Linked DNA regions of Homo sapiens: region 2 is linked to region 1. The links are chromatin loops, found by intact Hi-C in ENCODE. Cell type or tissue: gastrocnemius medialis. All regions are shown on one strand.

Region 1 (2,500 bases):
TTATTTCTCACAATTTAATATGTATTCTTGAAAGCCTTTTCTTAGCCTTTTACCTTTCTCCTTTCGTATGATTCTTTTTACACTTTGAGTCCTTGAGTCTGTTATTGTCACTCCAATCTCTTGACAAAGGAGTTATCTTACATATCCTGCACCAATACGCTAATGTTGACTGTTGAAAATCACACAGGTACAGAATGAATCTGGTTGTTGTCTTCTGTGCCTCTCTCTCTAATAAACCCAAACTCGAGGATATTTTCAGTTATTTCTCTTGCCTCCTTTCATATCAAGGGTAACTCATACCAGTCCATTTCAGTCTGGAGGGGCCACTGAGAAATCTTTGGTTTGAGCCTGGTAGATTAAAAGATGGCATTATTAGTCAGTCCACTGTAGAAAGAAGATGAAATTTGAGTATTTATTTCTGTAATGGTGATGGTTTATCTGTTCCTTTTGGAAGTAGGCCTGTTGACACAGGTGAGACATGCCTTGTTTGTCCTCAGTTCAAAGTAAATTGGTCAATGAGGGGATCAAGTTTGCCACATTGGCTGCATTATCATCATATTCCAACTAAGGACAAGGGCCAGCCAGGATAACTTATTTGAAGTGTACGTAGGCTTTGTTATACCTCTACAGGGAATAACCTTAAATTTCCTATAAAATAAAAAATTCAGCTCCTCAATGAAATGATGTGGCTCTAACTAGGGATAAAAAGAGGTGCAACTATTCAAATGTGATAACAAACACAGGTGATGACGTGAATGCTAGTGATTTGCTTTTGATAATCCTGTGAGGCAGGCAATGTGGGATGAAGCCATTTCTGAGATGAGTTTAAAGAGTGAAGGCCATAGGGCTAGAAAAAGGCAAAGCAAGAGCTTGTCCCAGATCTTTTGAGGGCAGTCCTTTATAATTTCTATGACATTATACTCTCTCCCTCTTTCACACCTTATAATATATTTAACTTACGTATATCATTTTATTTTTAGTTACTTTTTTTTCTTGAATGGGACCAATGCAGCAATTTTTACTTTGTGTCTCATTTTATTCCTAACTTACACAGAATCTACTGGCAGCCAATCACATTTAAAATAAATACAAGGAGTGCCAGTTGCATCTTCAAAGTAGCAGATACCAACATGGAATGAAATATGCAAGAGATTTTATTGAGTGAAACACCTGTGAAGAATAAGAACTGGAAGGAGGAGGAGTAGGTAGAGAGCAGGAGTGGACAGGTCTGAAAGAAGTGAAAGGAGAGATGGAGGGAAAGACTGAGTAGGAAGAGCCTCAGATCATGCACAGTTCTGAGAAATGTTCTGCCAGGTCAAGGGGTAGTCCCTGAGCTCTTTCAAGCTAGGGTTGGCAAACTATTTGGCCCATGGGACAAATCTGGCCTGCTACCTGATTTTGTAATTAAAGTTTTATTGAGATGCAGTCATATCTATTCATATACATATTGCCTATGACTGATTTCATGCTTAACTGGCAGAGTTAAAGTGTTGCAACAGAGAACATGTGGATGGAAAAATATAAATATTAATTATCTGGATCTTTATAGAAAAGTTTCCACCCTTTGCTTTAGAGTAATCTCATGTTAGACAGAAATGGCCCACTGTAGTACCCCCAGCATATTCAGTTATGGGCTGAGAATAGCCCTAGGAGAATGTGGTTATGGGGCAAATGATGCCTCCTGGTGGACTGAAAAATGTGGCAGTTGGAGCCTCTTAATAAGCTATGTTCCTCACAGCAGGTTCTCCTAAAGGGAGATTTGAGTGAGACACACAGATAGTGTGTGGCTCTTTATTGAAAAAGTTTGCTAACCCTGCTCTAGATAGGAGTTAGTATTTATTCCACAAGGGACATGGTCATTTGTTATAAGTGAGCAAATTAATTGTCTGTTTTATAAAGCAATTTCCTATAATACTGCCTAGCAAGAATTATTTTCCTCGGACTCGACTTTGTCAGTTCTGCCTTAGATAAAGGTATGTTGTTGAGGGAGGCACAGGGTGGTGCTGGAAAGAACACTGAATGGCTGGAAGACCTGGGACCTTGTCCAGTACAGGCTGCTAAATATCTCCGTGGTCGCCATGTGTTACATCACCTCTCTGGACTTCAAGAGCCCTGTTTGTCAAACACGGGGTTTAGACTAGAGGACTGTTAATTCCTTTTAACCGCAACAAGAGTATCATACAGGACAGTACTAATCAACGGGTGGGCCTGAGCCAGCAGCTGGGGATTTGGTGGACTAAGTAGGAGAAAAATGACCCAGCGTAGATCAGAGATCTTCTCTAGCTGGTGTGCAAAAAACTGCGACAAGGAGAGACTTGTTCCAGTAACCCAAACTGTTCCCTTTTAATTACAGCATAAACATGAGTCTATTTATGTGGATGTTCAATGATACAATGACATGGCCTATCAAGTGGAAGCAACCAATAAAGCAGACAATGATGGTGCAGGCCAAGGAGCCTGTATGGTGCTCACAGGAGGGCCATTGTGCTGGGACATATAG
Region 2 (2,500 bases), 340 kb before region 1:
TTGTTAAGATACCTTTCTTTTCCCATATTGGTAGCAACTATCAGGTTGCACATATATAATTGCCAATAGTTGACAGTTTTTACCTTAAAGAAGGCAATTTTGTATGGTCCAACTGAATATATACTATATTTCAATTCAATCTAATACTTTAACAAATATTAAGTTCCTGCTGAGGTACTATGTTAAGTGTTGAAGCTACAAGGATGAACAAAATAGTCATGGGTCTTGTCTTCACAAAGCTTACAGTCTAGAAGTGGTGGCAGACAAACCACTGCTTTGATAGCGGAAGGACAGTTACTGTGTGAATTCAGAGCGAGGGAAGCTAATCCATTTTAGAGTGGTCAAAAGAATCTTCCCAGAGGAATGAAAGCTAAGCTGAGCTTGAAGGATGAGGAAGAGTTAAATGGAAGAGTAGAACAGGGGCGAAGAGGCTTCTGGCAATAGGAACAGCAGTGTGAAGACAGGGAGGTAAGAGCAATAGAGCAGGGGTGTGTGACATGACGGGAGCTGAGCGACACTCAGAGTGGAGGGAGGCTGTGTAGACAGATGATGCTGGGAGGGAAGAAAGGCCCCATGGTGAAGAGAAGAATCTGGTAATTCTGTAATAAAATACTTACCTCTCTATTCTGAAGGCATCAAGGAACTACTGGACAAGGAGTGACGTGATCGTGACGGTGTTGTATAAAAAGGGCCATGTGGTTGCTGTGTGGAGCATAGGTTGGAATCTGGGAAGTCACCTAGGAGGCTGTTCCTGGAATCCAGGCAATAAAAGATGGTGGCCTGTACTGGGGCAGTGAGCATGGGGATGAAACATGGAAGACTCTGTGAGCTGCTTGGGAGGCAAATTGATGGGTCTTGGTGATTCCACGGTCGGTGGGGAGGGGGCAGGAATGGGTGACAGAGAGATGGGAAGGAAGATTGCTCTCTGAATGTAGAACTGCTTCTGGGTCACTGGAATTTTCAGTGGCCACAGTGGTTTGACTTCTTAAATGACTCAGTGGACTCCAGTATCACAACTTGCCACCAGGTGCTGCTCTCTAACATCTGAATTCTAGCTTTAAAACTCTCTAGGAGGTTTTGGGCTATGTAATAATTATTAGATTTTAGCTTTAACAATTCCAAAATGTGTGCATGGAATTTATTTAACATGGAGGAATACCAGCAGAGTTTTGTTACTTAAAATCTGATGATAAAAGTTTCATTTTATAGTTCAATCCTATGGACATTGTAAGACTTTGGTCTTTAACTCAGTTCCGTGTTCCGCTTAGAGATGGTGTGGATTTGAATCCAGTAAAGCTAGAAAAGGGGTGAAACTGGTTCATTATTAGAAGACTGATTCTTTTTTTTTTTTTGAGTTTTTACACAGCCTCTTTTGTATTCAATGTTGTTTATTGAGGAGTGAATGAGAGACTACTGCCAGACATGCCAATGACACTTCACATTCAAGAGCTGGAAGCTGGAAAGCTTCCCGACTAAGTCACTGTATAAGCCTTCTGGGAAAAAGAACCAAAGTGCCATCAAATATGCCATCTTCATGCTTGTTGTCTGTCATCAGTTTGTTTCAACTTTTGGGTCCACTGGTTTGCTGGGTAGTAGGAGAAGACTGATTCTTCAAAAAAAAAAAGGGCCTGGATTTTCATTTGACAGACATCAGCTCAATTAGATCAGTGCTTTCAAGATGGCTCTTTCCTCTAGACTAGGAGGAAATGTGAAGAGAACACTTATTTATTGAGTACCTATTTTTTTCACATACTTTAAATTTTAATTTAGTCCCCACACCAACCTTTTGAGGTAGATCTTTGTATCTCTATGTTATAGAAGAAGAAATCTAGGGCAAGGCAGATTAATTGACGTGCCCAAGGTTACATAGCTGCCAAATAACACAACTGAGGCTTGATTTTAAAGCATACTTTTGCCTTCCACTTTATGGTGTCATCTCTGTCATGTCTCATACCCACAGTATGCCATCATGCCCATCATGCACAGATGCATGATTAAAATAAAAGCTCTTTGATATCCAACTTCAAGTTCATTTAACTGTCTTCTAACACATTCGTTTAATCAGCTATGGTAGCAATCTTATTTAAGTAAGGTTAGTAGATTCATGTTGATAATGAACTTGATAAATGAGTTGGTAAAAGGATACTGTTGCAACTGAAGACATTTTTGAAGTGGTTATTTGTATGTTTTAATGGATAAAAAGTAATTGTTACTATAGGATCCTTTTTGGGGCCTCAGTGCTCAGGGCAGATGGAATCCTGTCAATCAAACTTTCAGATAATAACAATTTAGCCACCAGAGATAAAGGAGCAATGCCCATATTGATATATAGTAGTTTATAGGGCCACTGAACAGAAGCTATTATGGCTGCTTGTAGGACCACCGAGTGGGAAAGCCTGCCATGTTGCTGTTATGGCAGATATGATTATCTGGAGGCTGTCTGCAAGGAGAATCCACCTGTAAGTAATTCAGAAGCTATCATATTCTATCAAGGAAAAAA

What was found. Peaks named below come from ENCODE experiments on the same cell type or tissue, not always from the same donor. Only the 100,000 strongest peaks of a DNase experiment are listed, where the experiment ranks them.
Region 2: a loop joins it to region 1, with 3 times the contacts of the local background. A loop is called at or near these places in 2 of 110 quality-filtered maps.

The regions. Positions count from the first base shown.
Region 1 is chr12:58,442,072-58,444,571 of GRCh38, forward strand. It overlaps LOC105369788 (a long non-coding RNA gene), which reads left to right and starts at 2,486. Exons shown (of 4, transcript XR_945006.2): 1 at 2,486-2,500. In gastrocnemius medialis, no CTCF peak of the experiment used is centred here; DNase peaks (open chromatin) are centred at 1,350 and 2,107; H3K27ac peaks cover 293 bases.
Region 2 is chr12:58,104,945-58,107,444 of GRCh38, forward strand. No RefSeq gene overlaps it. Among named protein-coding and RNA genes, the nearest start is that of LINC02403, 18 kb to the left of the region's middle. In gastrocnemius medialis, a CTCF peak has its summit at 1,054 (motif pointing right); no DNase peak of the experiment used is centred here; H3K4me3 peaks cover 139 bases; H3K27ac peaks cover 1,223 bases.